Linked DNA regions of Homo sapiens: region 1 is linked to region 2. A link is a loop called in an ENCODE intact Hi-C map of the cell type or tissue named here. Cell type or tissue: heart right ventricle. All regions are shown on one strand. Each heading gives the region's core, and the rest is flanking DNA. Links, peaks and the distances in the headings are about the cores only.

What was found. Peaks named below come from ENCODE experiments on the same cell type or tissue, not always from the same donor. Only the 100,000 strongest peaks of a DNase experiment are listed, where the experiment ranks them.
Region 1: a loop joins it to region 2, with 5 times the contacts of the local background. A loop is called at or near these places in 2 of 110 quality-filtered maps.

What each region holds. Positions count from the first base shown.
Region 1 is chr21:31,362,885-31,379,369 of GRCh38, forward strand. It overlaps a transcript of TIAM1 not described here. Among named protein-coding and RNA genes, the nearest start is that of TIAM1, 27 kb to the left of the region's middle. RefSeq lists an enhancer at 3,545-4,744. In heart right ventricle, for the core only: no CTCF peak of the experiment used is centred there; DNase peaks (open chromatin) are centred at 8,074, 8,397 and 11,757; H3K27ac peaks cover 1,416 bases; H3K27me3 peaks cover 988 bases.
Region 2 is chr21:31,409,623-31,426,107 of GRCh38, forward strand. It overlaps a transcript of TIAM1 not described here. Among named protein-coding and RNA genes, the nearest start is that of TIAM1, 74 kb to the left of the region's middle. In heart right ventricle, for the core only: no CTCF peak of the experiment used is centred there; no DNase peak of the experiment used is centred there.

The DNA of each region.
Region 1 (16,485 bases), core at 4,516-12,515, 46 kb before region 2:
CAGAACAGGACATCGAGTTCTCTGATGGGTATTTTTTTTGCATAGGATTGGTGGAAGAGACTATTCCTTTCCCCCTTTATTTGTAATGTTTTCCTCTGTACTGCACCTCCATACTTCTTCCACCATCCTTAACCACAAGATGGGCACAGGATCCAGCTGGGATCATTGTTGAACCTCAAGCCCTGTACACAGTGATTGGTCCAGGGGTGGGTTCACGATCGATATTAGCTAATCAGAGAAATTCCTTGGGAATTTTTTTATTTTAAAACTGCGGACGTCAGCCTAAAACTGCTGGCAGCCATGCTTCTGTTTGGTTCAAGCTGGCCTGAGAAGAACTAATCTGATCCAGGGAAAACAGGGATGAAAGACAGAGAGCATTTGATCGTGTTAACTTCCCTGGGTCCAGCTGTCCCCTAACCCCAGCCTTACCCTGACTGGTACACAGACAAACGTATTCCCACTTTGGCCCTAAATCAACTTAGGTTTCTGATCCTTACAACCCAACATTCTAACAGGACCGGGATTTTGTTTTTTTTTCTGGGTTTTTTAAATGGTTTTACTGCTGATGTTGTTTTGCAGGGGTAAGAAGCAGAGAAGATCTGCTCCTGTGATCCACAACACTCCTCCATACCACATATTTGTGCAAAAACATCTTGTTAGTCCCTAAGCTTCCTCTAATGATGTCTTTTAAAACTGCACCTTACATGTCTTCTCCTTGATTAACACCCTTGTTTATTACCTCATTCAATCCTCCTTTTCCCTTTTCCAAATGCTGAATGATCACACGATGAATGTCTTAGATTTTTCTCTCTTCTGTGAAACTGCTGATCACTCCCAAATTAAGAATTAAAAATGGAGCAGCTGCAGACGCTTTGCTAGCATCCAGATTACAATCTTAGAGTTCTTCCAGAAGAAAGCTCTCTGTTTCTGAGGAAACTCTGGTTGGTTGGGGGGCAACCCAAGGAAGTATCTCTGAAACCACACAACATGCAATGAAACCACAGGAAAAAAAGGGGGAGGGGGTTCTTCCTGTGTATTTGCTGAAGTATTTTGCTTTAAGAGAGATCAGTGGTGTTCAATTTCAAGAAAGAAACACCCATGAGGAAAAGTGCAGAGCAAAACAGCCCCAGGACATCTCTACCCAACACACAGGCCTGCTGGTGTCACTTGCATTGAACTTATACATTTCTTCATTATCCTAGTAATAAAGTCTGTGATTTCAGCATTTTACAGGAAGGTAAAAACACATTCACAATAGCACTAGCCGATAGCTTTCTTAAGTAACTGCATGGTGAGCTTCATAGTATCCCCCGTTCCTAAAGACAGATTAGAGGCCCCAGCACTGCACTGTTTCAGATTTCTGTGGGCCACCAAAAATAAAAAGCATCCCAGGTGGAGTAAACTTGTTAACCAAAGGGCTACTTAAAAATAAAATTGCTTGTAGAGAGCTCTCTTACAGCTTAATGAATGAGGCACCATTTCTCAAACTAAGATTGTGATCAAATGAGAAACCCTCCAAAGACCTCTGCTGAATACCTCACTTACACTCAAGCCTCCGCAGAGGGAGCCAATGAATGAGCCCCCAGCAACTGAAGTGGGTGTGGGGGAGTGGAGAAGGTTATATTTGAGCATGTGATGGTAGAATTGAGAAAGCACTGAGACATCAGCCACAGATGGAGAGGAAAGAGCAGCTCTACCTATAGGAATTGTTAATAAGAGTTCTGTACTCTCTATTAACAAATCTTGGAACAGCTGACACCATGATGGCCAGGGACCATGGATGGACGGATGGATGGATGGGTGGATGGATGGATGGCTGCATGGATTGATTGATGGATGGATGGACGAATGGACAGACTGAGTAAAGAATGGTGGCAGTTACAGCTGAGTGGGTGTGTGTTGATGGGGGAGGAAGGACAGAGGACAGGCCAACCACACCATAATTGTTGAGTAATGGCACAGTCCAGAGTGGGCAAAGTTTTTCTTTAAAGAATCAGATAAATATTTCAATCTTTGCGAGCCATATACTCTCTATTGAGCTCTGCCCTTGTTATGTAAAAGCAACCAAAGACAGTAAGTAAATGAAAATGACTTTGTTCCAATAAAACTTTATTCATGAATGCTGAAATCTGAATTTCATGATTTTTACATGACACCAATTATTCTTCTTTTCCCCCCAGCCGCTTAAAAATGTAAAAGACATTTTTAGTTCAAGGATCTTACAAGAATCAGTGGAATTTGGCCCTCAGGCCAGAATTCAACGACCCCAGATCTAGTCTCCAAACACGCCAGTCACTCAGGATAGTGATCAGGAAAGAAGATCTCCCCAGCAGATCCTGGGAAGAGATCTAACACAACGCACATTTTCTATTCTGTGCTCTGTATATACTTCTCCTTCTGTCTTTATTGCATAATTCTCCATGGATGTGCTGATGTTTCCGTCTTGTCCAATGGGATATAGGAAGCACCTGCTGGCAGGGTCTGTGTCTCACTTATTTCTTTCTTTTTTTTTTTTTTTTTTTGAGAGGGAGTCTCGCTCTGTCGCCCAGGCTGGAGTGCAGGGGCATGATCTCGGCTCACTGCAAGCTCTGCCTCCCGGGTTCACGCCATTCTCCTGCCTCAGCCTCCCAAGTAGCTGGGACTACAGGCACCCGCCACCACGCCTGGCTAATTTTTTGTATTTTTTAGTAGAGATGGGGTTTCACACCATGTTAGCCAGGATGGTCTCGATCTCCTGACCTCGTGATCCACCTGCCTCGGCCTCCCAAAGTGCGGGATTACAGGCGTGAGCCACTGTGCCCAGCCTGTGTCACATATTTCTAAATCTTCAGCACTTGGCATAGTACCTGGAACATAACAGGTGCTTGAGAGATATTCCCTGAATCAAACCATATTCCCCAACAACTGCAAGATTTCACTGTCAAAGTATGACATAAGGCCGGGCACGGAGGCTTATGCCTGTAATCCCGGCACTTTGGAAGGCTCAGGCAGGTGGATCACGAAGTCAAGAGATTGAGACCATCCTGGCCAACATGGTGAAACCCCGTCTGTACTAAAATATACAAAAATTAGCTGCACCTATAGTCCCAGCTACTCAGGAGGCTGAGGCAGGAGAATCACTTAACCCGGGAGGTGGAGGTTGCAGTGAGCCGAGGTAGCTCCACTGCACTCCAGCCTGGAGACAGAGCAAGACTCTGTCTCAAAAAAAAAAAAAAAAAAAAAAAAGTGTGACTTGAAAGGCAATCCACCTTGATACCAGGCATCCCCTATCTGATGTCACAGCCATGAATACTATGCCCTTGGCCCTTGGGATGGTTGACAGAGGTCATAGGAAGTAAACCGTACTCATAACCTTGAAGCTGGATTTCACCCTTTGCCAAAAGCAACTCTTAGTTTGTCACATTGTAAAAGGCAGGAAACCAGTTACCTTATTCTTGCCATGACCACACAGATGTTACTTAACTTACGCATGTCCCAAATGGAAAGAAACATATCCATCCGTTAGCAGAGAATGAAAAACATGTCACCCTTTGGCTCCTCAGTTTGGGAATTGATGGGCAATGAACACACTCCTGGTTCCTTTTCTTTCCCATCCATCTCTCCCTCCAGGCCATCCATCAGGAGAAAGCTCAATGTCATCTTCATGGTGAGCACTATGTAGCCATATCCTACAGGCTTTCTTTGCAATACTTAAGTTTCCAAGGAAGGCAGAGACTATTAAAAAGAGGATGCTCAGGGGCTTTCTTTTTTCAGACAGAGTCTTGCTCTGTCACCCAGGCTGGAGTGCAGTGGTGCCATCTTGGCTCACTGCAACCTCCACATCCCAGGTTCAAGCGATTCTCCTGCCTCAACCTCCCGAGTAGCTGGGAATTACAGGCATGTGCCATCATGCCTGGCCAATTTTTCTATTTTTAACGGAGACGGGGTTTCGCCATGTTGGCCAGGCTGGTCTTGAACTCTTAACCTCATGTGATCCACCCGCCTCAGCCTACCAAAGTGCTGGGATTATAGGCGTGAGTCACCATGCCCAGCCTCTTTTTAACACTTTACTGGAAATCTTGACTAGAAGTATGCCAGGGTCAAATCTGTATACAAAGGGAATACAAAGAACCACAGGAGAATCTGTAAGGAAATGACTCATGAGTATTCAGATTTGGATGGGTCCCAGAAAATAGCTCCAGAAACATAATTGCAATCCCAGGCAGGAAGCCAGGCAGGCAGGTAAGCAGGCAAGAAGTAAGGAGAGAAGGAAGGAGGGAGGGAGGGAGGGAGAGAGGAAAGGAGGAAGTGAAGAAGAGAAGAAGGGCACAAACAGAGCAACTCACCTGGTTCATCCTCAACCCCCACCTGCCCCAGCAGTCTTTCAGTTGCAAGCCCTATGAACAGCAAAGGGGACACAGAGCTGGAAGAACGCCACTATTGCCTTTCTCTAGGTAGGTCTGTCAGTAACTCTTTGCTTGATTTGCACCAAGACTTAGTTTCCCAGTCAACAGAATGGGACTAGAAGTACCCAGACCAACAGGCCGAAATAACCTCATTCTGTACATTTTTGAAATTCACTAGTTATCCATTTTAAATGGCATTTGGATTCTTTTTTTCTTTGTGAAGAAGTCTCCATAGCAACTGAACTTGAATACCTTGGTATTCAACCCAAACTTACCTACCTAATAAGTTTGGCAAGAATGTTTTTATTCTTTTCTTACCAAAGGCCACATTTAAGAGGATCCAGAAATTCTGACAGGCCTCATGCATTCTATCTGAGACCAAAGAGCAGACAACCAAGAGACCTGTTTATCAGCAAAAGCAGCAACATTCCGTTTCTTCGCCATTTGGGTAACTCTGTCCTTTATCAATTACAGTCCTTGACAGACTCATTCCTATTCGTTACCTATTTGTTCTTGTGTGTTGGTATTATATTTTCCACATCCTCATGGGCCACTAAATTATAATATTTTAACTTCAAATGACGTCTAACTTGGAATCACGTAATCAATATTACTTTACTGAGTGTTTATCTTCCCTAAACTGCTTCATGGACCACAAAAGAAGACCTAAAAAACAACATCTGATGCTCAGTTTCAATGGATCAATGAGCTGAACCCAAAAATAGCCACTCTAGAATATTCATGAGAGGCCTCTCAGTATAACTGGAAACTTCATACCAAGTTTCACTTTCAAAGAATTCATTTTAAAACATGTTCTCTGATTTTAAACTCAGTTATTTATATGATATTAAAGAGACTTTAACCAACTTGATGGCAAACCTAACAAAAGATGTCTACCAATTATTTTAACTTCATCAAAGGTTTTAAGGGAAACTATTTAAGACATATTAACAACTTCCTATTTTGTTCCATAGGCCCCATTCTTAAAAGGCTCCTCAGGGCTTTAATATTCCATAATATTAAAAGGGCTTTAATATTCCATAATAATTTATTTTACGCTTTCTTAATAACCTTTTCTCAAACTCCAGGTGAATCATTTCTGCAATTTGTTACTGTTTGTAGCTCAACAAATTATTCATTTGAGCTGGCTGAGCCACACGCATAACATTTTTAATTAGAGTGCCACAGTTGACTTCAAATCCAAAATATCCCAATCCAAAATTATTCTGTAGGCTTCGGATTTGCTGCCAGGAGTCTAAAAAGCTAAAAATAGCGACCAAACTTTCACATCACAAGGCAGAAAAAAGCATTTCAAGAAAGCGTACAGGCTTCAAATAGATGCGTGAACAGATCCCAAAAGGCAGGCATAGGCTGACAAGACTTCAGATTTGACCGTCCCCAGTATACTTATATTTGTAAGAAGAAAAGGACGGGAGAAAAACTCAGTAAAACAGCAGCTCATAATGATAAGCTACATAGAGTAGCAGCAGGGGGAAATATGGCAAAACTGGTAAAATACAAGCGTCTAGACTCTCTTTAGTATAAAACTAAAGATATTAAATTAGCATGTCAATTTTGAACAAATCTATAATAATGCAATCAGCAAACTTCAGAATGTAAGATACTTTACAAAGCAAAGGACTTGGACTCTTAAGTAAAGAGAAAAGAGAAGAAAGAAAGGGATGATAGGTCGGGCGTGGTGGCTCACGCCTGTAATCCCAGCACTTTGGGAGGCCGAGGCGGGCGGATCACGAGGTCGGGAGATAGAGACATGGTGAAACCCCATCTCTACTAAAAACACAGAAAATTAGCCGGCCGTGGTGGCGGGAGCCTGTAGTCTCAGCTTCTTGGGAGGCTGAGGCAGGAGAACAGCGTGAACCCGGGAGGCGGAGCTTGCAGTGAGCCGAGATTGTGCCACTGCACTCCAGCCTGGGTGACAGAGCGAGAATCCATCTCAAAAAAAAAGAAAGAAAGAAAGAAAGGGATGATAATGAGGAAGCTACATGAGACTGAAGGTACACATGCATCAGTTGCAAGGTGCTTTGGTCTCAATGTCTGTGTGCCCTTCAGATTCATATGCTGAAATCCCAACCTCCAAGGCAATGGTATTAGAAGGTGAAATATTAGATGGTGGGAAGGGTAGGAGGGAAGGGAGGATAAGGAAAGGTTGCTTAACAGATACCAAATTACAGCTAAATGGCAGGAATAAGTTCTAGAGATCTATACCACTATAGGGTGACTACAGTTAACAATAATTTATTGTACATTTTCAAAAAGCTAGAAGAAAGGATTCTGAATGTTCCCAACGTAAAAAAATAATAAATGTTTGAAATGATGGATATGGTAATTACTTTGATTTGATCATCACACATTGTATACTTGTATCAAAATATCACTCTGTGTCCCATAAATATGTACAATTATTACATGTCAACTAAAAATAAAAGGAAAAATACATTTAAAAGAAGAAGAAGGGTTAGGAGGCTGAGGCGGGTGGATCACAAGGTCAGGAGTTCGAGACCAGCCTGATCAACATGGTGAAACCCCGTCTCTACTAATACAAAAATTAGCTGGGCGTGGTGGCACGTGCCTGTAATCCCATCTACTCAGGAGGCTGAGGCAGGAGACTCGCTTGAACCCGGGAGGCAGAGGTTGCAATGAGCCAAGATCGCGCCACTGCACTCCAGCCTGGGGTAGGACTTTTGGGAAATAATTGGTGTCCTTATAAAGGGGGCCTAAGAGAGACCCCTTTCCCTTCCACCACATGAGGACACAGTGAAAAGACAGTAGTCTATGAACCAGGAAGCAGGCCCTCACCAGGCACTGAATCTGCCTTGGTTTTGGACTTCCAATACCCAAGAACCATGAGAAATAAATTTCTGTTCTATCTAAGTTACCCAGATTAGGGTGCTTTGTTATAGGAGCCGAATGGACTGAGACACAATGTATGGGTGTTATTTGGATCACGATTCAAAAAGATGAGCTGTTAAAAAATTATGAGACAGAGGTTAAGTTTGAAAAGTGACCATATGCCTGATAATATTGAGATACACAGGCAATATGGCTTTTCTTTTTATTTTTTGAACCCAGACAGAGGCTGGAACAATATGGCTTTTTTATGTTCTTATCTTTAGCAGTATATACAGATGAAATGAGAGCATATCTGTGATTCATATACAGACAACCCAGTATGGGTATGTGGGTGTGTTTTTGTGTGTGCACGCGCATGTGTGTGTAGTGACTGCAGGCCAAAGTAGATTGGCCACAGGTTGATATTCCCTGAAGGTGGGTGATGAGTATGTGAGAGTTTCTGTGGGGGTTTATATACTATCCTCTCAATGTGTAAATGTTTGAAATTACCCACAATAAAAAGGTTTTCAAAAAACAATATGTACAAGACATACTGCGGTCTATATGCCCAGACTATACCTCTGGGTGGCCTGAGGGTGTGTGTGGCCTGCAGACATATTTTGTTTGGACAGTGGACTGTTTAAAAAAATGTTGTTTCCTTTTTGATCCAATATTTAAAAATAAGAAGACTTCACATAAAAATTAGGATTTCCAACTAATCTTGAAAAAATAGAAAGATCTGGCAGCAGTAGGCTATAGCAACAAGCCCCGGTATGCAGCCTGTGCCGCCCTCTCTCAGACCCAGCACCCACACATTTCTGGGGCCTCCCTGGTCTGTGGCCATTTGAGTTTGGCCCCCAGTGTCCCAGGCTTTTCAGAGCAGCAACTCAGTGCCAACCTCCAGGGACAAACTTTCCAGAATGACTGTGTTCTTCTCTCAGCCCAGACTCCTAGAGCTTTGTTTTCTGACCAGTCATCAAAAGTTCCTGACAACAACTTCAATTCAAGCACTTGAAGAGTTTTAGTTTATATTACACAAAGCGGTGATTCAAAACATATGGGTAGTCAACAGACTGGAAAAGAAAACCCCAGAGTTTCTGAAGTTTATTTGGCTTGAGGACCTCTGGCCGGTTCTGCCGACTCTCCTTATCATTCAGGCAACAGGACTGGCTCCTGTCTTGCTCCACAGACTCCCAGAATGCAAAGGCAGGAAGGGGGCTAAGAGCTCATTTAGTACCTTCCTCCTCATTTTACGATGAGACTCAAGCCAAGGGAGGTTGAGTAATTCATCCAATCACTTTCCAAGGGGTCTCTGGAGGAAGGGATGGGAAAGAAAATGTAATGTAAGATGGAGTGCTGACAGCTCCTATACACATGCCAGAGTTACTGGATGACAATTTGTTCCTGCATGTTTTTACTCCCTGCAAAGTACTTTTCCAGTATGATTATGGAACAAGAGCAACGTTTCTCTAGAAAAAGATAGATTTTCAACCTTAAAAAGAACTAAGGGTTGAACCACTTGGGTCATGATATTCCTGTTTAATGGACCACTCTAAGAGGAATGACCGTTGATGAGGTCTCCTGGCACCTAACTGATGTTCCTCACTTGTACAATTACTTGTCATCAGGCAAGAAGACAAATAAGAGGAAGGACAGGAAAGTCCTTCTAACTCCTCAGGTTCTCTGAAGACTCTTTTAGATCCTAGACTCTTCATAACGGCTCTCAGACTCATTCACCCCTTCAGCCCGGCTGAGTCAAAGGAAATTCTCAAGGTCATGCAGTGGCCACCATATTTGCAGAGCCCACCCTCGGTGAACTTGGGTTCTTCCCAAAGTGAACTCACCCAGTTAACAATAGACTATTCTTGAAATTTAATTAATTCAATGGCAGACAAGCCAAAAGAAGAGAAATTAAAGCAACCCTGAGGCAATATGAGTTTGCACAGTGGAGTACATGTAATACTCCCAGCTCCCCAACGCGGAAGGCTCATTTTCCTCTAGTTCCACCTCATGGGCTGGCACATCCCATCAGCTTTCTTATCACTTCTGATGGGCTTTAAGTTAGCAACTCTTTTCTCCCATTAAAAATGTAGGAAAACATCATCAGATTTTGTCATCCAAGGTCTATAGGCACCATAGCAATCACTTAGCTGGGGTTCCCCGGCTTTCTGGGCATCAAAAACTGGGCTTGAGGAGCTCCTTCTGGGCCAGTGGTCACAGGTTATATCACATTAATTAGTCTGACTCATAATTGCTCACCACCACTGTTAAGCTGAAAAGGTTTGAACTGAGTGCCCAGTAGGAAATATGGAGGCTTTGGAGCCTTAGGGGGGCATCTGTGACCAACCCCTGCTCAGCCGGAACCTAAGAACCACGAGAGCAGTGGGAGAGGAGCCACAGAAATCAGTCTGGCAAGAGAGGGCCAAAGTTGAAACTGAGACAGTGGCCACAGAGGTGAAGAGAAGATGTGGACAGGAAGGGGCAGGCGAGGGTAGGGGTGGGGGCAGGGTTTGAAAAACTAGGTAGCTAGAGAGGCTATGTACCAACATGACATAAAAGATACAAAACTGGCTGGGTAGGTGGCTTACACCTGTAATCCCCCAGCACATTGGAAGGCCAAGGCAGGAGGATCACTTGAGACCAGCCTGGGCAACTCAGTGGTGCGGTGGCTCACACCTGTAATCCCGGCACTTTGGGAGGCCAAGGCAGGCAGATTTCCTGAGGTTGGGAGTTCGAGACCAGCTTGACCAACATGAAGAAACCCCATCTCTACTAAAAATACAAAATTAGCCAGGCGTGGTGGCGCATGCCTGTAATAGCAGCTACTCGGGAGGGTGAGGCAGGAGAATCACTTGAACCCGGGAGGCAGAGGTTTCGGTGAGCCGAGATTGCACCATTGCACTCCAGCCTGGGCAACAAGAGCAAAACTCTGTCTCAAAAAAAAAAAAAGAAAAGAAAAGAAAAGAAAAAGAAAGAAAAGAAATTCCTTCTCTACCAAAAACAAAAACAAACACAAAAATTAGCTGGGCATGGTGGCACGTGCCTGTGGTCCCCCAGCTACTCAGGAGGCTGAAGCAGGAGGATCATTTGAGCCCGAGAGGCAGAGGTTGCAGTAAGGTGAGACTATACCACTGCACTCCAGCTTGGGATACAGGATGAGACCCTGTCATAAAATTCCTTTCTTTTGCTCTGCATTAGTCTCTTTTCACACTGCTGATAAAGACATACCCGAAACTGGGAACAAAGAGAGGTTTAATTGCACTTACAGTTCCACATGGCTGGGGAGGCCTCAGAATCATGGCAGGAAGCGAAAGGCACTTCTTTCGTGGTGGTGGCAAGAGAAAAATGAGAGACAAGCAAAAGCAGAAACCCCTGATAAACCCATCGGATCTCGTGAGACTTATTTATAAGCCAAACCATATCATGCTCATATAACAAATATGCCTTGAGCACCTAACATATGGCAGGTACTGTGCAAAGCACTAAGATACAAGAGACAGCAGAAAAGAACAGGGAAGAAACAGAAAGAGAGGCAGGAGGGTGTCTGGAATTTTTTTCTTTCAGGGGAGTACTAGAGATGAGAGAAGAGTAATAAGCCCATTCAGAGAGATGCTGAGTTAAAGAGAAAGCTGATGAGCAGAAGAAACTAGAGAAAACTAATTCAAGAAAATGATCAAATCTAGCCATGCGTCTACATAAATATACTTCCTTTTCCCCCATCGTTTAAATCAAAATCCCTCTTACCTGGTCGTTCCCTCTTCCTCTCCCCACTCCTCCCATATCCTCAAAGCTGCCATCACCTACAACAGCTCCCTCTGGAAGCAGCAGCATCCTCTCTTCTCACTCAAGCACAGCCCCAACCAAGGTCACCAGAAGCCCCACCCCCACCACATCTGTCACTCTAAATGGCCTTTCCCCTCCTTGGTATCTGGGTAGCCCCTGAAACCACCAGCCATGCCCTTGTTGGGGAAGCCTCTCATTTAAATTCTGTACCAATTACAGAAAATTCCATGTAAGTTCCAGACCCAACTCGCTCAGTGCTTGGCGCTGTGAAGAATGCCAACACCGAGTATGGAACCCATTCCTCCCAAATGGCACAGCTGGTGTGCAGCGGGCAGGGGGCGATCCCATAAAACAGATACTGGGTGCTGGTAAGAAGAGGATGGGAAGCAACCACTGGGCAAACGATCAAAAACTATCCACTACAGCATCCAAGTTTCCTTCCTGTAGCTTTGACAATTTCTTCCCAAACTTCCTCCGGCTCCCTTTCCTTCTCCCACCTCATATACCTACATATACGGAATATTCTGCATCTGTCCCTCCAAATGCCCATTGGAACTCTCAGCAACTTCACACATCTACTGGAATCCAGCACTCAGGACTAAAGGATCGGATATCCTCCCTCCCTGACTCCTCAAATTGACCTGAATCTCAAGGTGGAAGGAAGAGATGGACAGGAACAGGAGGGGCTGTGAAACTCAAGACTCCCTGGGACAAGCTGACACTTGCTCTGGGTTCCCACCCATCACGCTGCTCCTGCAAAGAAGTTCATCCCATCAAACTGAAGGAAAACATCAGGTTCCCAGCAGGGGGACAGATTGTTCCAAGGCAATATGGGATAAGACTTGGTTCCCAGAATTTATTTATTCAGCTTCTAGGACCAAAGCGACAACTAGCCAACTGATAATTTTGGAATATATTTATAAAAGAAAAACAAATATTCGTTATTCCTCTGGGCCATTAAATTATTTTAAACAGATAATACCCTCCTTTAAAAAAAGATTAAATTTCTATTTTCAACCACTAAAAATGAAGTTTGGCATAGATTCAGTGATGAGGGGAAGCAGAGAGAAATTTAGCAAGAAATGGCAGAGAAAGGGTGAAATTTCTGGTCTTTACATTAGACACAGTGACTCAGATTCTTTAGTTTTTCACCTTGTACTAGAATTCTCTGTATGTTTTTTACACACAGCAGAGAAATATACCCACTTTTGAACTCTTAATTTTGGCTCTTTATTCTTTACTACTAAATAATATTCTAAGAAACATCCAGTATGCGGTTGGCTTTCACAAACATTTCAGATAAATAAAACATCAGAAAGTCACTGTTTAATAGAAAAAAAAGTGATTTCCAATTACCACCAACATTCTAACAAACACAAACAGAGCAAAGCCATCTACCTCCAGGCAAATGTGGTGTTTGGGTACAAAAATGTACATGCATTTGTGCATGAATATGTATATATCTCCGTGTAGTATACACATATACATGTGTATGTTCAAGTAATAAAGACTAAACAATGGGCAAAATACCAGAATTATCAGAATCACTTTCAGTGGTAAGTAAATAACAATTATTTTCCCCTTCGTCCACCTTTCTGTTTTTTCAACTTCCCACCATGTTCATTCATATATAGAAAAGGAAAAATCAACAACTTTATTTTTTATCACACATATGAAGATGTATGTTCTTATAAGGTATGCTCATCTTCTTATATCAAAAAAGCCAGGCACTAAATAGAAACCTATACATCCTGTGCCACCAAAAAAACCCATAAATTGCAAAGTGAAGCTGAGTTTCTCTTTTTTTTACTATATGCAAACCTGTTTATTAAGAGTAGAAAAAAGGCCAGGTGTGGTGGCTCACGCCTGTAATCCCAGCACTTTGGGAGGCTGAGGCAGGAGGATCACAAGGTCAGGAGTTCGAGACCAGCCTGACCAACATGGTGAAACACCATCTCTACTAAAAATACAAAAATTAGCCGGGCATGATGGTGGGCGCCTGTAATCCCAGCTACTCGGGAGGCTGAGGCAGGAGAATCACTGGAATCCAGGAGGCAGAGGTTGCAGTGAGCTGAGATTGTGCCACTGCACTCCGGCCTAGGTGACACAGTGAGACTCCACCTCAAAAAAAATTTAAAAAAAAAAGAGTAGAAAAAAATAGAGTCCTTTGTGTCAAATTGCTATGTATATGCTTAAGGGCAAGCATTTCGTAAACGATACTGCCACATCCTACCCTTTGTTTTTTGAGATCTCTGGTTCTCTATTTCCTTAATTGTGCTTCCCCACATAGAGCTAAAATGAGTAGCATGAACAGATGTATACATTCACACACGCATGTACACATGTGCACACTCACACACCATCCCTGATAAATGCATCTCAGTCTCTGACCATAACACCAATCACCAAGAACATGATTCTCCCCAAACCATAGGTGCTATCTCAGGCTCCTGGGCTCACTGTCTCGCACTCCACGGTATGCAGGGCACCCAGGTTTCCGTCTGCACCCTCTCCATTTCATGTTTCCACAGGGAAAGACATACAGTGTTTAAAGCAAACTCCTGATTATGCGTGCTAATGAAGGCAAACATTGGCACAGATGCGTGTTTGGCACGAGATTTCCCTAATTGCATTTTGCTTAGGCTACCATCAAAATTAGTTAGTGCTCCCCCAAACACACGCACAGCAGAGGGAGGAGGAGATGCCCACTGAAAGGACTTGTGGGTGATGGAGGGATGGCTAAACTGTGACATCGGCCTCAAATAAAAGAACCTTTTCCATACTCAGTGCCTACATGCTGACTAATGTCATGTTCAACTGGTCTTTAAAGTGCAGAGGAAATCTAGAATGCCTTCTGTAATATCCTGGATGAATGGTAAGTGATGGAGCTCCAATCTAGAAAGCACAAAATTTTAGGCAACTCCTTGCTCTGCTTCTGAGATAGGAATTTTTACTTTATTTTATTTTATTTTTTGAATCAGAGTCTCACTCTGTCACCCGGGCTGGGGTGCAGTGGCACGATCTCAGCTCACTGCAACCTCTGCCTCCCGGGTTCAAGCAATTCTCCTGCCTTAGCCTCACGAGCAGCTGGGATAACAGGCGGACGCCACCATGCCTGGCTCATTTTTGTCTTTTTTTTTTTTTTTTTTTTTTTTTAGTAGACACAGGGTTTTACCATGTTGGGCAAGCTGGTCTTGAACTCCTGACCTCAAGTGATCTGCCCACCTCAGCTTCCCAAAGTGCTACGATTACAGGTGTGAGCCACTGCACCTGGCTGAAACTTTTTTTTTTTTTTTTTTTAAGATAGATTTAAGAGATGCCTTTCTGCAACTCCCACCTGCTGGAGAAACTCAGACCAATTCTCTATCATTTCTGTATGGTAAGCCTTCAAATAACAGAAGAAAGTGGTCCTGTCTTCCCTTACTGCTTCTTCCTCCGGGTAAGCTGCTACCCTTGGCAGGGTTTCCTGTCACCATTTTGGTTCTGCTCGTCTGACTACTCAACTCACTCAAGGTCTTCCTTAAAACACTGACCATGGAGCTGGCTCTAGTCCTCAAGGGCTGGAGTGCCCTCCTGAAAATTCAGTGGGATCAGGACACTATGCTCCCCTTAGCCCAAGAGTGGGCTCATTCATCTGCAGTGACTACATCACGCCTCTGACAGACACTGATGCCAAGCCAAACCCTTCTGTATATGTACAACAATTTATTCTTTTTGTCTCATTGTCCTCAAACTGTACAGGACATCACATTCCTGCTTTTTAAAGGTTATCTAGCAGGTTTCTGTCTGCCATCCTAGGCTACTAAGGGTATTTAGACTTTGTACTGAAGATCCCGCAGGGGTCTTCTTGGATACCACATCTCCCATCCAGATGCGATATCCAGTTCAGAAACAGTCAGCAGCTACATTTTTCACTGTGTCCATTGAGGAATAAGAAAAAAAAAAAAAAGTGGGCCAGGTGCGGTGGCTCACACCTGTAATCCCAGCACTTTGGGAGGCCGAGGTGGGCAGATCACTTGAAGATGGGAGTTCAAGACCTGCCTGACCAACATGAAGAAACCCCGTCTCTACTAAAAATACAAAATTAGTCGAGCATGGTGGTACATGCCTGTAATCCCAGCTATTCAGGAGGCTGAGGCAGGAGAATCACTTGAACCTGGGAGGTGGAGGTTGCAGTGAGCTGAGGTCATGCCATTGCACTCCAGCCTGGGTAACAAGAGCGAAACTCTGTCTCAAAAAAAAAAAAAAAAAAAAAGTCATTAAAAGCTGCAGGAGAGAGAATGACATAAATAAGAAGAAACAAGATAAGCCAAAAGAGCCACAGAGCCCAGAATCCTGGGGGCCTCACCATCCAGCACAATCCCTAGATAGGTAACATTACTGTTCATGTTAGCCAGGAGGCACCTTATGTCTTCAAAAAAAATTAACACCAACCTCCTTTAAAAAAAATTCACATGATCTTGGCTTGATGTATGTTATTTGCAAACAGGAGTCCTATCTAACATAGAAACTATTCTGGTAGAAAAAGTCAGTGTCCCACATAAAGTACCTTGCCAATTTCTATTAAGGTATTGGGCAGTCTGTCCTACCAGTGTGATTCACTAATTAACTTTCTTTGGTACGTTCCAGCCTGCTTCAAATCCGCAAGGATCCCTGCTCTCCAAAGGGCATTTTAGTATCTTAACCCTCAAGGCTTTTAACCATTTTACTCCCATTTCTACTTGGCTTCCCTGATTCCCTGAAGACAATCTTTTTCCCACTCATACTCGCTGCCACACAATTTGGCCAAGAGAGTTGGTCTTCGGTATCCGTAGGTTCTGCACCCCTGGGTTCCACCAACTGCAGATCCAAAATATTTTAAAAAAGGAAAAATAGATGGTTGCACTGCATCCGTACTGCATATGTACAGGCTTGTTTTGCTTGTCACTATTCCCTAAATAATGCAGTATAACAACAATTTACATAGCATTTACATTGCATTAGGTATTATAAGTAATCTAGAGATTGCTTATAATATATTGGAGAATGTGCATAGGTTTTGTGCAAATACTAAACTATTTTATTTGTTTTATTTTGTTTTTTCAATTGAGATGGAGTCTCGCTCTGTCGCCCAGTTGACAATGCAATGGCGCAATCTCGGCTCACTGCAACCTCCATTGCCCGGGTTCAAGCGATTCTCCTGCCTCAGCCTCCCAAGTAGCTAAGATTACAGGCACCCGCCACCACACCCGGCTAATTTTTGTATTTTCAGTAAAGACAAGGCTTTGCCATGTTGGCTAGGCTGGTCTTGAACTCCTGACCTCAGGTGATCTGCCCACCTCAGCCTCCCAAAGTGCTGATATTACAGGCATGAGCCACCTCGCCTGGCCTACACTATTTTATATAAGGAACTTGAGCAGCCATGGATTTTAGTATCTGTGGGGGAGCAGAGGTCTGGATCCAATTCCCCACGAATACCAAGGGATGA
Region 2 (16,485 bases), core at 3,712-11,711:
TCAGACCTCCGCACCACAGGCCCGCTTCCCTTGCAGCCATGGCTTGTCCCCCAAGTTCTGCAAATACACCTCTGCCCCTCTCCATCTCTCCTCCAGTGCCTTGCGGCCTTCTCTGGGCTGGAGGAAAAAAATCCATGCTCTCCCAAAGGCCTCCCTCCCTGGTGGGGGGCAGGGGACAGCTGGCTTTTTTTGGCTAAAAGTTCTAACCCTGTCCCCAAAAGCAATGAGAGCTAGGTGAAGGGCAAAGGGTTAAGGAGGCCTTTTTTTTTTTTATTTGGGGGCTTGGGGTTTTCTTTTAAGCAGGATTTATAAAGGCTGGCTGTTGATTCCTTTGAGAGAAAAAAGGAGATCCAAGTTTTCTCTGGCACTACACGAGACAGCCAGGGAAACGCAGCAACATCCTGTCCTGGGAACTGACTGAAGCAGTTATTAAAGTCAATGGAGGCAGCACTGAGGGCGTAGCAGTGTGTGTGTGTGTGTGAGGTTGTGTGTGTGACAGTGTGGAGAGTGTGAGTGTACATGTGAAAGAGCATATATGTGTGTGAAAAAGGGTGTATGTGTGAGTGTGAAACAGTGATTGTGAGTGTGTGTGAGACTGCATTATGTGATTGTGAGCATGTGTGTGACAGTGTATATATTTGTGTGGGTGTGTCAGACTGTGTGTCTGATAGTGTGTGTAATGAGACAGTGTGTGTGTGAGTATATGTAGGAGACTGCGAGTGTGTGTGTGTATGTGTGAGCAACTGTGTGTAAGAGTGTGTGTGACGGTACGTAAATGAGACAGTGAGAGTATGTGAGTGCGTAAGTGTATGAGACTGTGTGAGGGTGTTACGTATGTGAGCATGTGTGAGCGACTGTGTAAGAGTGTGTGTGATAGTGTGTATGTGTATGTGAGAGTGCATGAGACTGAGTTTATGTATAAGTGTGAGCATGTGTGAGCAACTGTGTAAGAATGTGTGCATATGTGTATGAGACTGTGTGAGAGTGAATTGAGTGTTAGTGTGTGTCAGTGACTATGTGTAAGTGTGTGTGCTGATATGTATATGTACGAGACAGGGCGTGAGAGTGTGTGTGAGTGTGTATGTGAGAGAGACACAGAGAGAAAGAAAGGGAGGAGAGAGAGGCAGAGGGAGGGGAGAGAAAAGAGAGAGACCAACAGAGACAGAAAGGGAGAGTCTGAATCCAGTCAACGTGAGTCCTCCCACTGGCAGGCAGATAAATTACCTGGTGGTTTCCTGTGTCTGACGGCAACTAAAATAAGGCATACAAAAGCATGAACTCAGCTGAAGTGAGAGCATTAGGGGCCCGCTCCTCACTGGACGATGTTACAAAGAGCCCCTGAAAAACATTCCATGTTACATCACGGCCACAAGGCAAGTGGCTCCAAGGGTGAGTGGGCTCCTGACATTGAGGACAGGACTGTCCTGCCCACTGGGGATGATTTAGAACCTCTCTCTGCCTCCCACCTCAATCATAAAAGCACCCCCACCCCCATGATCCTAAATGTCCTCAAAAGGGAAGTAGCACCCCACAGAAAATGAAACTCCTGAAATAATCCAAGGGCAAAGAGGAGAGTAAGAAGCTGGGGCTGTGCCTTGAACTTAAAATAATAATAATAACAAAATGCAGCAAATATTAAAAGCTAGAGATTTTAAATACAGGGGATGTCCTAGATTTCACTGTCTGGATAAAGGTGACTACAGAGCAGAAGTTAGCAAACTTCTTGTAAGAGGCCAGCAAAGAAGTATCTCAAACTCCAGGAGCCATTCAGCATGTCTCAACCCTGCCACAGAGGTGCAAAAGCAGCCGTGGAAGATAAATGTATACATGTGGCCATTTCCCAAGAAACTTTTTTTTTTTTTTTTTTTTTGGAGATAGGGTCTCACTCCCTTGCCCAGGCTGGAGTGCAATGGCGCCATCTCGGCTCACTGCAACCTCTGCCTCCCAGGTTCAAGCAATTCTCCTGCCTCAGCCTCCTCAATAGCTGGGATTACAGGTGCCTGCCACCATGCCCAGCTAATTTTTGTATTTTTAATAGAGATGAGGTTTCACCATGTTGGCTAGGCTAGTCTCAAACTCCTGGCCTCAAGTGATCCATCCGTCTTGGCCTCCCAAAGGGCTGGGATTACAGGCATGAGCTACCATGCCCAGCCCCAATAAATGTTATTTACAAAAACAGATGACAGGCGGGATCTGGCCTGCAGGCGGGCTATGGTTTGCCGACTGCTGGGTATCAAGTGTAAGAACGTATGTAATGGGCAATCGGACAGCACTAGAAAGTGCATTTCGTCAGCTCTTTTAAAGAAACAAGACGGCTACCCAAAGGAAAAGAAATCGTTATATCAGAAAGACACCTGCATTTTATATTTATTGCAGCAGGATTCACAGTAGCAACGATACAGAATCCACCTCGGTGTCTATCAACAGATGACTGGATAAAGGAAATGTGATATATATACACAATGGAATAGTATTCAGTTGTGCAAATGAATGAAATCATGTCTTCTGCAGCAACCTAGATGGAACTGGACGCCGTTATCTTAAGTCAGACACAGAAAGACAAGTATTGCAAGTGCTCACTTCTAAGTCGGAGCTAAATAATGTGTACTCATGGCTGTAGAGTGTGGAACGATAGACAACGAAGACTTGAAAGGATGGCGGGGTGCAAAGAGGGTAGATGATGAGAAATTACTTATGGGCACAATGTATGTTATTTGGGCCATTGGTACTCCATAACAGCAGTCCCCAGCCTTTTTGGCACCAGGGACCGGTTTCATGGAAGACAGTTTTTCCATGGATGAGGGGGTGGGGGATGGTTTCGGGATGAAACTGCTCCACCTCAGATCATCAGGCATTAGATTCTTATAAGGTGCACGAAGCCAGGCACAGTGGCTCACGCCTATAATCCCAGCACTTTGGGAGGCTGAGGCAGGTGGATCACCTGGGGTCAGGAGTTCGAGACCAACCTGGCCAACATGGTGAAACCCCATCTCTACTAAAAATACAAAAATTAGCCGGGCATGATAGTGCATGCCTGGAATCCCAGCTACTTGGGAGGCTGAGGAAGGAGAATCACTTGAACCTGGGAGGGAGAGGTTGCAGTGAGCTGGGATCACGCCACTGCACTCCAGCCTGGGAAAGAGAGCAAGACTGTCTCAGGTTAAAAAAAAAAAAAAAAAAAAAAAAGGGAGCACGCAACCTAGATCCCTCGCTCGCATGTGCAGTTCACAATAGGGCTCATGCTCCTATGAGAATCTCATGCTGATCTGACAGGAGGCAGAGCTCAGGTGGTAATGCTCACTCACAGGCCGCATACCTCCTGCTGCGTGGCCTGGTTCCTAACAGACCATAGACAGGTACTGGTCCATGGCCTGGGGATTGGGGACCCCTCCCCTAAAAGCCCTGACTTCACCACTATGCTGCAATCTATGCATGTAACAAAATCGGACATGTATTCCATAAATTTGGACCACTAAACTAAAATATAAAGAAACAAAATAATATCGTAATTCTCCTTTCTCAGATGCTTCTGTTCCTGGATGGGAAGATCTCCCCACATCCACTAATTTGTATCTCCCTTACTCCTGGCTTGTGCATGTCTTCCTCTTTCTGCGTATTTCTTTTTTCTTTTCTTTTCTTTTCTTTTTTTTTTTTTTTTTTTTTTTGAGACGGAGTCTCACTCTGTTGCCCAGGCTGGAGTGCAGTGGCACGATCTCAGCTCACTGCAACCTCCGCCTCCCGGGTTCACGCCATTCTCCTGCCTCAGCCTCCCAAGTAGCTGGGACTACAGGCACATGCCAACATGCCCGGCTAATTTTTTTGTATTTGCAGTAGAGACGGGGTTTCACCGTGTTAGCCAGGATGGTCTCGATTTCCTGACGTCGTGATCCACCCGCCCCGGCCTCCCAAAGTGCTGGGATTATAGGCATGAGCCACCACGCCCGGCCCTCTTTCTGCATATTTCATTGCACTCCATTCTCCCCTCAGTTTTGCTCCTGTCTTTGTCCCCTGCGAAAGGAATACGATTAAATTGATTATCATTCTGCTCCATTAAAAAACAATGGGTAAAATGTATTATCTAGCATTCGCCAGGCCCCTCATCACAGATATGCTGTTTCTTGATACCAGCTCCAGATCAGATTTGAAGTCCCAGGCAAAGAACGTGCAAACAGACCAACCAGATGCCATCTCCTTCCACAGGGTTCCAGTGCTGCTAAATGAGATGAAGACCCAGTCCCAAAGCTGTGAGTGTGACTCAGCCAGTCCCCCCGCAACACGAGCTGGGGTTACGTCACCTGCACAAGGTCAACATCTGGAAAGCAGCAGAGCAACCGTCGTGATGGGAGTGGTGCATTCTTCCAAGTTCAAGGCAACTGCAAACATGACATTTGGCGGATGACAAAGGCCTAAAAGGAGACTTAGGATTTGGTTCAACTCTGTACTTCATTCCCTACCGCCTCAGGCTCTCAGGAGCCCATGGATTTTGCCACTCTGAAAGCACAAGAGAGAGAATTCCAGAGTTGCGGAGAAAAATCTTTGGCAAGCCTCGAAAATGGCCAGAACTCATTTTCTTTGTGACAGCGGAACATACAAGCTAAGGGTCCCCATGTAAAAGTTCCCGTCCTCTTGTGAATCTCCTTAACAACAAGGAGCAGTCAAGTGTCCGTAAGAAAAGCATAAATATACAGCTTATGTACACATGTCTTCTGCAGGTGGTTTTCATCAGACTCAAAAGCGAAGCTGTCCTTTTTCTTCTCGAATCTAACAGTGAAGAATCCCAAAGGATATGAAAAGCTCTCAGAATGAATCAGCCACCACTGGGAAAAGCTTACTAACAGGGCTAATTCCAGGGGCCAGTGGCAGATGGAGGTGGGAGCAACGGCCCCTTTCTATGTGTCCAGTGAACAATCAAAAAAGCATCCCAGGTCAGCTGAGGACCCTCCACCATTTCCTCCTGTCTCTTGTCCAACTTGATGACTTCCAGAACTAAAATATTAAAGAGTGTCTACGTCAGGAAGTGACATCAACCAGAACAATATGAGCCTCTGAAGGACAGGTGTCTGGGCAGTTGGACCCGAACCATAGAAAAAAGAAATTCTCTCTTCTGTTGCCACTGGTGCAGATGGATGAGATCTGAGAATCATTTCCTCAGCGGGCAAAAACCCAGGGAAGAGGAACTGGAAAAAGGTCACGTCCAAACAAATATGTCAACCAAACGAAGAGAGTCCCAAAAGGCATGGGCGGACACACACCGCCCACAATAGGAGAAAGCCACCACTGATTTGAAATCATCACGCACTCCAAGGAACATTCTCACAAATGGCCCCTGGGAAAGTTTGTGTGGTCAGGTGGTTAGATGGCCCTAGGAGGCAGGAAGTCACAGAAAGGGTGTACCCCTGAGGGATGGGGAATGTTCTGTGACTCTTCCAACACTGAGTGTCTCCTTACACCTATAAAACTAAAGCTAGGGCAAAATCAGCAGTCCACGTAAAACAAATGGGAGAGCCTCAGCTATAGAATGTCTTCTTACCCAACGGCCCCAAAGCGTAAGAGAAAATCCCACTATCCCATATAAGATGTCTCTACAAAGTGCTTAGCACAAGGTCAGGAATCCTCAGTAAATTTAACCTAAATTTATAATGTTATTGGTTATCTTATTAACAACAACAATAATATTCATAGCTGCCAATGAAGCAGGTGTTCCCTCCAGAGATTAAAAACTCAGTTACCGTCTAAGCAAACCCATTGAGTTCGCTAATGAACCACTTTCTGGAAATCATAGCTATTCAAAATATTCTTTCAAAGTCCAGTATCCCCCATGTGCAAACACTTGCAGTGTCTGCCCCTTCTTCCCCTCCCATTTCTAACCCAGCAATCAGGGATATGGGTGATCAGTTACTGATGCTAGGACCCAATGTCCTCATTCCAACTAAAATACAACACACTACCTTCACCCAGCTTGCTTTTCTCTGTCGCCACAATTTTTCTCTCCTTTACTTCTCCACTATATGAAGAAATGGTAGGATTGTTGTGGCCTCTTCTGGTTTTACCATTCTCAGCTTCTACACCCTTTTCTTCACATTGCTTTGTTTCCAAGGGCTCCATGACTCCGTTTTACTGGTCAGGGAAGATAATTTGAACGTTTGAGCTCCTGGGTGATGTGGGGACAAAACTGGCCTCTCATTCATTTTTGGCCATGACCCAACAGAATGCCTTCCCCACACTGTCTCCTCCATGTCTCTGTCTCGGCCACCTCCCAGGTCAAGCTCATCTTTATCCTAGTTTATGACCACAGGCTCCTAACAGACATCCTGCCTTCTAGGCCTCCTCCCACCAACCAGCCTTCCCAATGCTACCCAAGGGATTTCTCTCCAAGGCAGGACATAGATTTCATTCTTCCCTAATGAGAAGCTTTCAGTGGCTTTAACTTTCTGTTAGTAAAATTCAAGCTCTTTGGGGTTACCTTTAAAAAGGCCTCCATAACGTGACGCCAGTGGGGCTCTCTCTTCTCCCCTCTCGCCAAATCCTCACAAATCCTATATACCAGCCCCATAGGACAACTCCTCTCCTATTGTGCCCTGCACCTTCAACACTCCACCATTTCCCTGCATGCCTCTGCCACCCGATGCCTCCCAACTCTGGCTAGTCTTCGAAGCACCCTGCAAGATATGCCTCAAATACTGTGCATTCCACATAGTGAAATTTTTTTAATTTTAATAGTTTTGGGAGTACAGGTGGTTTCTGGTTACATGGATAAGTTCTTCAGTGTTGATTGCTGAGATTTTGGTGCAGCCATCACCCAAACAGTATACACTGTACCCCATATGTAGTCTTTTATCCCTTACCCCCTTCCCAACCTTTCCCCCTGAGTCCCCAGAATCCATTATATCACTCTTATGCCTTTGCATCCTCATAGCCTAGTGCCCACTTATAAGTGAGAACATACAATATTTGGTTTTCCATTCCTGAGTTACTTCACCTAGAATAATGGCCTCCAGCTCCATCCAAGTTGCGCAACAGACATGATTTCATTCCTTTTTGTGGCTGTTCCAAGGCAAATATATGCCACATTTTCTTTATCTACTCATTGGCTAATGTGCACACAAAGTGAAGTTTAATATCCAGATAAAAGTGATCACTTGCTCAGCGCTCTCAACCACTTTGCTTACATGACACATATTAAGGGGGACTCCTTAAACTATGTTGGGACATCATGTAGTGGGCCCTAAAGTGAATCAAATTAACATCTGATATGATCCAAGCAAAGATCTTGGTGTGGGACCGAATCAACAAGTCAAAGGAATGTCTTTAATGGGGATGCTGCCTGTATTCATCTGTTTTGACGCTGCTGATAAAGACATATCCAAGATTCAGTAATTATTTTATTTTATTGTATTTCATTTTATTTTATTTTTTTGAGACAGAGTTTCACTCTTGTTGCCCAGGCTGGAGCGCAATGGCACAATCTCGGCTCACTGCAACCTCTGCCTCCTGGGTTCAAGCAATTCTCCTGCCTCAGCCTCCCAAGTAGCTGGGACTACAGGCATGCGCCACCACGTCTGGCTAATTTTTTGTATTTAGTAGAGATGTGGTTTCACTATGTTTGTCAGGCTAGTCTTGAACTCCTGACCTCAGGTGATCTGCCCACCTTGGCCTCCCAAAGTGCTGGGATTACAGTTGTGAGCCACTGTGCCTGGCCAACTGAGTAATTTATAAACAAAAAGAGATTTAAATGGACTCATAGTTCCACATGGCTGGGGAGGCCTCACAGTCACAGCAGAAGGCAAAAGGCACGCCTTACATGGTGGCAGGCAAAAGGAAAAAATGAGAATCAAGCAAAAGGGGAAATCCCTTATAAAAACATCAGATCTCATGAGACTTACTACCATGAGAACAGTACGGGGGAAACCACCCCCATGATTCAATTATCTCCCACTGGGTCCCTCCCACAATACGTGAGAATTATGGGAGCTACAATTCAAGATGAGATTTGGGTGGGGACACAGCCAAACTATATCAGTGTCCTAACAAGCAAAAAGCAAGCACTTGCCATCAGGGACAGAAGAGAACAGATGTACACCTGCAGGTCAATTCCTGCCACACTCTACCTGTGCAGTCAGGGACATGGAGGTTTTCAACAGGATGACCAGGGACAGTCTCGCTGAAAAAGAAACATGACAGAACCCACACCTGAAGGGGGTACATTATGTAACTACCTGGGGAAGAGTGCTCCAGGTAGAGAGACACAGGACAAGAGGCTTGAGGCTGGCACTTGCCATATGAATGAGCAACAGCTGAGTGGAGAGAGAGAGAAATTGAAGATGGGAAGGGGCAGCTCAAGTCAGCCAGGAACCACTGTGAGCCCTTCAGTTTTTATTTCGGGGCAATTGGAAAGGCCCAAAAGGTACTGAGCAGAGTGACACTATCTGACTTTTAAAAAGGTGCCCTCTAGGCCAGGTGCGGTGGCTCATACCTGTAATCCCAGCACTTTGGCAGATCACTTGAGGTCAGGAGTTTGAGACCAGCCTGGCCAACATGGCGAAACCCCATCTCTACTGAAAGTACAAAAATTAGCAGGGCGTGGTGGCACACGCCTGTAATCCCAGCTACTCGGGAGGCTGAGACAGGAGAATCACTTGAACCCGGCAGGCGGAAGTTGAGGTGAGCCGAGATCACGCCACTGCACTCCAGCCTGGGCGACAGAGCGAGACTCTGTCTCAAAAAAAAAAAAAAAAAAAAAAAAAAAGTTGCCCTCTGGCTACTGTTTAGACACAGGGTGGTGGGAAGGCAAGAGAAAAAGCAGCATCCAAATGCAAATTAAACAGCTGCTGTTTTCAGGCAGGGACTGAAAACACCAGCTACCAACTTGGATTTAAGAAAATGGCCAAGGGTGTCCACTCTCCCCTACCCCGGTGGCTGCAGATACAAAGACCTGCAGCATCCTGGCGAGGGATGAAAGGAGAGCTCTCTGTAGTTTTTCAGGCCAACTCCACAGAAGCTATTAGAAAGGTTAGCAGTAAGTGCAGCCCAGCTTTAAACACAGGAGTTAGAGGGGTCACCTCAAATGAAAAGGAGACTGAGAGACAACCTTCTCTTGGGAGCTCCCCTGGAAACAGAGGAAAACACACCGCCAGAGAAGAAAGTCGCCCTGAAAATACCAGCGACACTGGACTTTGCACAGAATCAGCTTCAGAGAGAGGCCTTTTGCTGCAAGCAGGGTGGCGAGGCCTCTTAGAACTACCGTTTCTTTTACTGCAGTTGAAGGAAAGAAAAAGGAGTCAAGGTCACACACTCAGGTGGCTTTGAAGCCCAGCCCCCACCGAGCGGTCTAGCCCAGTAATCCTAGGTTGAAGATGTGTGCAAATTACTCTTCTCTGCACCTCCCATGGTCTCCACGAGATCTGCCGGGCACACCAGGGCTGGCCAGTGACCCTCCTGAAGGAGCTTCAGCTCTGGAATCAACTCAGCCTGAGACCCTGGTAACTAAACTCCTCCAACCTCCTCGCTTCTCCTCCAAAAATCGGTATTCAGTGAGATTCACGTATGAAGAGCACTCAGCACAAGGATGGTACTCAGCAAAGGGGAGTTATTATTGGGATCATTATTGCTAATTCTCTTCAGCTGCACATGAATGCGTGAGAAATTCATGTTAAGTAAAGTAAAATAATGGAAACATTCACTGGTACCATAAGCAATAGATGCATCATCATTAAACAATAGAGTGATAAAAACAGGACAGTGACGCACCTTGTAGAGCGATGTGTCATCTAAAACATCTATTCAAGGAACAGAAGACTCACCTTCAGTTAAATGCCATCCTCCCCAAGATCTTGATCCTTCGGAGATACAAAATCTTCAGCAACACTTACAAGTGAGCTGTTAATACTAGTATGTCCAGACGCTGATGACAGCATTTAAAACCCTCTTTCTGGACACTAATTCAGCAATAATATGCATTAGATGCGTTTAACAGTTTAAACTCTTTTTCCAGTAAATCTGTGTTTAAAATTTTTAATCTAAGGATGGAATAAAAGATACAAAGATTTACACACAAAGAAGTTAATACACCCCACAAGTAGAAAAACAAAAGTGGAAAACAAAATGATGAGCAAAAAGAAGCAATTAAATAAACTACATAACATCCTAGACTGAGCGTGGTGGCTTACACCTGTAATCCCAGCACTTTGGGAGGTCAAGGCGGGTGGATCACCTGAGGTCAGGAGTTCAAGACCAGCCTAGCCAACATGGTGAAACCCCGTCTCTACTAAAAATACAAAAATTATCCAAGCGTGGTGGCGCGTCTGTGGTCCCAGCTACTTGGGAGGCTGAGGCAGGAGAATCGCTTGAACCCGAGAGGTGGAGGCTGCAGCGAGCCAAGATCGTGCTATTGCACTCCAGCCTGGGCAACAAAAGCAAAACTCCGTCTCAAAAACTAAAAATAAAAAATAAATAAACTATATAACATCCTTATAAGAAACTTCTCTGCAATTTTTGAAAAAGCGACTTTAGGAAAAATATCTGTCAGGAGAACCTGAGCTACCTGAGAACCTAGCAAATGGGCAAGGTTGGATGAGATGCAATTTCCTGACTTTGCCACATAATAATAATGATATGTCATGGTATAGAAAACAAGCCTTGAAAGGGACAAAACAGCTCATAGCCCAGGACAGCCACATCAGCCTCCATGTCTGTAAAAAATACCCATGCACCAGAGCCTTCTCCTCTTCTGTTGCATCTCCTCTGGACATCAGTGAACACAAGCTCCACAGAAATTCCAGGAACTAATAGAAAGAACCAGTTGACCTTTCCAGGGAGGCTTACTTAAGGGAAATTTGTGAAAAACTTTTCCAGTATCCCAGACCCTAAAGAGTCTAAAGGTGAGTACATGCAATAAAGCCTCGAAGCAAAGCATATCAGATTGTCCAAAATGATGCAACCATTTAGAATTCATTGAATTGACCACCTGACTTGTTTTACTGTGGTCTACATCACTGTTAGTGTTGGATGTGGTTTTAACCAAGTGTGTATTTTCCAAACTTTGTCCAGCAGAGTAGAATTGCTTTCAGAACTCAAACTTCTATCTAGGGGGTCAAATAGGGTCTCCCTCAAAATAGTGGGTCAAATAGGGTCTCCCCAAAAAATTCACATCCACTCAGAACTTCAGAATGTGACGTTGCTTGGAAATAGGGTCTTTGCAGGTGTAATTAAGATGAAGTCGGCCAGGTGCGGTGACTCACGTCTGTAATCCCAGCACTTTGGGAGGCCAAGGTGGGTGGACCACCTGAGGTCAGGAGTTCGAGACCAGCCTGGCCAACATGGTGAAGCCCCGTCTCTACTAAAAATACAAAAATTAGCCGGGTATGGTGGCGGGTGCCTGTAATCCCAGCTACTTCGGAGGCTGAGGCAGGGGAATCGCTTGAACCTGGGAGGTAGAGGTTGCAGTGAGTGCAGTGAGCCGAGATCATGCCACTACACTCCAGCCTGGGCAACAGAGTGAGACTTCCTCTTAAAAAAAAAAAAGAAAAGAAAAGAAAAAAAAAGATGAGGTCATACTGAATTAGAATGGCCCCTAAATCCAATGACTAGTGGCCTTTAAAGAAGAGAGGACATACAGAGAAGGCCAAGTGAAGAGGGAGGCAGTGACTGGACGTTGCAGCTACAAGCCAAGAAATGCTAAAGATTGCTAGGAGCCACCAGAAGAAGAGTCGGGAAGAATTCCTCCATAGAGCAGGGGTCCCTAACCCTCGGGCTGCTGACCGATACCAGTCTATGGCCTGTTAGGAGCTGGGCCACACAGCAGGAGGTGGGCAGTGGGCAAGCGGGTGAGCATTACCACCTGAGCTCCGCCTCCTGTCAGATCAGCGGTGACATCAGATTCTCATAGGAGCATGAACCCTGTTGTGAACGGCGCACGCGAGGGATCTAGGTTGCGCACTCCTTATGAGAATCGAATGCCGATGATCTGAGATGGAACAGTTTCATTCTGAAACCTTGGGTCCGTGGGAAAAACTGTCTTCCATGAAACTTGTCCCTGGTGATAAAAAGCTTGGGGAACACTGCCCCAGAGCATTCAGAAGGAGCATGCCAGCCGGCTGCAGTGGCCACGCCTATAATCCCAACGTTGTGGAAGGCCATGGCAGGAGGACGGCTTGAGGCCAGACTTTTAAGACTAGCCTGAGCAACACAGTGAGACCCTATCTCTACAAAAGAAAAAAAAATTAGTCAGGCATGGTAGTGCACGCCAGTACTCCTAGCTACTCGCGAGGCTGAAGCAGGAGGATCTCTTGAGCCCAGGAGGTCGAGACTGCAGTGAGTTATAATCACACCACTGCACTCCAGTCGAGTTGCTGCAGGTAAACAAGAGTTCCATAGGCCTAGATAGGTGACAGAATGACCCTGTCTCTAAAAAAAACAAAAAACAACAACAAAAAAAGGTAGCATGCCTTGCCAACACCTTGACTTCAGGCTTCTGGCTTCCAGAGAACTGCGAGAGAATATATTCCTGTTTTCGTAAGCCACCAAGTTGGTGGCAATATGTGATGGCAGCCCTAGAAAACTAATACAACCTACATACAAAAGTCTCAAAGTAAAGACAAGAAAATCACACAAAAGAGGGATTATTGAGAGGAGAGAATATTAAGAACACATGTTACTTTACAGCTCCGTCTCAGGATACGTATCAAGGATGGAAGATACTCCTGAAGAAATGCTGAAAGCTAAAATTAAGATTTTATAAGCAGTTTTCTTGTTCCTCTGAGCAGTGGTTCCGAAGCATTGGTGTGCATAAGCGTTACGTGGCAAGAGCATTAGAGTGCAGACTCCCAAGCCCCCACCCAAGATCCTGATGCAACAGATGGTATTTTTAACAAGGAACCCTAGATTCCAGTGACACTGGCCTCCTGATCACATTTACGAGAAGTCTGTTGGGAGCTGAACATACATATAACAAAAACATCCTCTGGGGATGTTCATCAAACTCCCTATCCAGCAACCCAAAACCAGATGACCCCTTGATGCCTGCGCTCACACCATCCACGACTGCCACCAGCAATGTCCTGTGCCTCCACCTGCACTCCACCTTTGCACCAATGAGCACCTCTCATGAACACATTGAGTATCTTTGTACCTTTGCTCATGATCTCTACTCAGGGGTTCCTCTCCCTGCCATGGACATATTGGCTTTCTAAAGAAAGTTTGTTCACCTTCCAAAATCCCAATTAAGCATCATTGCTCCGTAAAGATTCCCTAGCATGCTTAAGGGAGAATCATCCATTGCTCCTGCAGCACACTGGACCAGCCTGCAGCATAGACAGCTGTCTGCCCCATGACATGGGGCGCTCCCTACAGGCCCAGTCTCTCTCTCTCTTTACTGTATCACTGTATCACTGTCACACAGAGTCACTTAAAAGTCACTTAATACACACTGATTGAGGGGGTTCCTGATAAGAGAACTGTGAACAGCACTATCTTTTTTTTTTTTTTTTTTTTTTTTTTGAGACGGAGTCTGGCTCTGTCACCCAGGCTGGAGTGCAGTGGCATGATCTCCGCTCACTGCAAGCTCCGCCTCCCGGGTTCACGCCATTCTCCTGCCTCAGTCTCCCGAGTAGCTGGGACTACAGGCGCCCGCCACCACACCTGGCTAATTTTTTGTATTTTTAGTAGAGACAGGGTTTCACCATGTTAGCCAGGATAGTCTCGATCTCCTGACCTCATGATCCCCTCGCCTCGGCCTCCCAAAGCGCTGGGATTACAGGCGTGAGCCACCGCGCCCAGCCTGGCACTATCTTGAAGATGTGAAATAAAAGTCAAGAGTAGCCTACCCTCGCTGTCCCTGCCCCATCATTATACACATTCAGAGAATCCACAGTTTCTCCATTATAGAAACTAGCACACTTGTGATTAATATCAGCATACTAATTCACTTAATGTCCATCTTCCCCACAAGCCTGTGAGCTCTCTGCAGCCAGGGGCTGTGTCTGCTATTTACTGCTGTACCTCTAGGCCCTAGCCCTATAACGAACTCATGGTGATAAATGAATCCTTCACATGTGAGATCATTTGGCATCCTAGAAAGTTGTAAAAAAAAAAAAAAAAAAAAAAAAAAAAACCTTGAAAACATTATGCTACGTGAAAGAAGCCAGTCACAAAAGACCACACATTTTATGATCCCATTTATATGAAACGTCCGGAATAGGCAAGGCCACAGAGAAAGAAAGTAAATTAATGATTATCGGGGGGGGCGGGGGGGGGGTCAAGGGAGTTGGGGAGAAATAGGGAATGATTTGGGGCATGATGAGAGTGTTCTGAAGTTGATTGTAGTGATGATTGCACAACACTGAGAATATACTAAAAAACCACTGAATTATACACTTTACGTGCATGAATTGCACGGTGTGTGAATTATATCTCAATAAAGCTGTTAAAGTTATAGAAGTTCTGCTGTTACAGATACTTGAAAATTAAGTTTGCTCAGAAAAGGAAAATGGTCTAATTGGGAGAAACCATGGAAATCTTTTAGAAGACGCATGGTCTTCTTTCTTTTTCATTTTTAATAGATGCAGATTCGGTTTTATTTAGTATCCTGTAACTAGAGCTTAAATGCTTGTGAACATCTGGTCTGAGCTGCTCATTTCTAAAGAAATAAAAACTGAGACTCAGAAGTTCAGTGATTTGTCTACGATCTCACAGCCAGTGTGAGGAAGCTTAAGATTCAAACTCAATCACAGCTATTCACAGAAGAAAAAGGGTGGATTTGTGGATGCCATCCAAGTACCCACCAACAGGTGTGTGGATAAACGAAATGCGGTGTAGACGTTCCATGGAATATTATTCAGCCTTAAAAGGAAAAATATTCTGACACATGCTACAATATGGATGAACCTTGAAGACATTATGCTAACTGAAATAAACCAGTTGCAAAAAGAGAAATCCTGTGTGCTTCCACTTATATGAGGTACCTAGAGTACCAAATTCATAGAGAAGGAAGGAAAATGGTGGTTGCCAGGGGCTGGGGGAGCAGAGGGAGAATGTGGAGTGATTATTTATTAAACACAGAGTTTCCGTTTCGCAAGATGAAAAGAGTTCTGGAGACTGCACAGGAATGTAAATTAACTGTACTGAACTGTACACATCAAAAGTGCTAAGATGGGCTGGCGCAGTGGCTCACGCCTATAATCCCAGCACTTTTGGAGGCCAAGGCAGGCGGATCACTTGAGGTCAGGAGTTCGAGACCAGCCTGACCAATATGGTAAAATCCTGTCTCCACTTAAAAAATACAAAAATGAGCTGGGTGTGGTGGTGCAGGCCTGTAATCCCAGCTACTACAGAGGCTGAGGCAGGAGAATCGCTTGAACTGGGGAGGCAGAGGTTGCAGTGAGCCAAGATCATACCACTGCACTCCAGTCCAGGCAACAGAGCAGGACTCCGTCTCAAACAAAAAAAAAAAAAGAAAACAAAACAAAATAGCTAAGATGGTGAATTTTATATTATTTTACCGTAATTAAAAATAAACAATTTTTTTAAATCCAAAGTCAAGTCTCCTAACTCTCATCCTGAACTCTCTTCCACGGTGGCCCTTCCCGGACCCAGTGGAATGCACAGATGGAAAGGAAAGCAGGCTGCTTGCTCAGACTTCACAACGGAGAAATCAGAGAGGCCCAAGTCACTGCTTCCAAGGAATTTCGAGAATTTTAACAAATCTCAGCAGGAGCAATCAGTACACAGATCAATAAAATGGAGGCCACTCCACAGGTCTGAGTCTTCCCAAAACGCAGCCCTGCCAAGAGGTAAATGGATGGCAGCAAAAGATAATCTGGTATTGAGTGCCAAGCAGGTTAGACAGCTTCTCAGACTTAAATGAGTTTAAGTCAACTAGGGATCTTGAGATTCTGTGATTCTGGTTTAGTTGGTCTGCAATTACGCATTTCTAACAAACTCCTACATGATGCTGGTCCAGGGACTGCTTTTTTTTTTTTTTTACATTTTTATTTCAATTCCCTCCCTCCCTCCCTCCCTCCCTCTCTCCCTCTTTCTTTCTTTCTCTCTCTCTTTCTTTCTCTCTCTCTCTTTCTTTCTCTCTCTCTCTTCCTTTTTGAGACAGAGTCTCGCTCTGTCGCCCAGGCTGGGTTGCAATGGCGAGATCTCAGCTCATTGCAACCTCCGCCTCGCAGGTTCAAGCAATTCTCCTGCCTCATCTTCCCGAGTAGCTGGGATTACAAGCACATGCCACCACACCCACCTAATTTTTTGTACTTTTAATAGAGATAGGGTTTTGCTAATTTTTGTATTTTTAGTAGAGATGAGGTCTCGTCATGTTGGCCAGGCTGGTCTCAAACTCCTGACCTCAGGTGATCCACCTGCCTGGGCTTCCCAAAGTGCTGGGATTACAGGCGTAAACCACCGCGCCCAGACCATTTTAATAGTTTTTGGGGATCAGGCGGTTTTTGGTTACATGGATAAGTCCTTTAGTGGTGATTTCTGAGATTT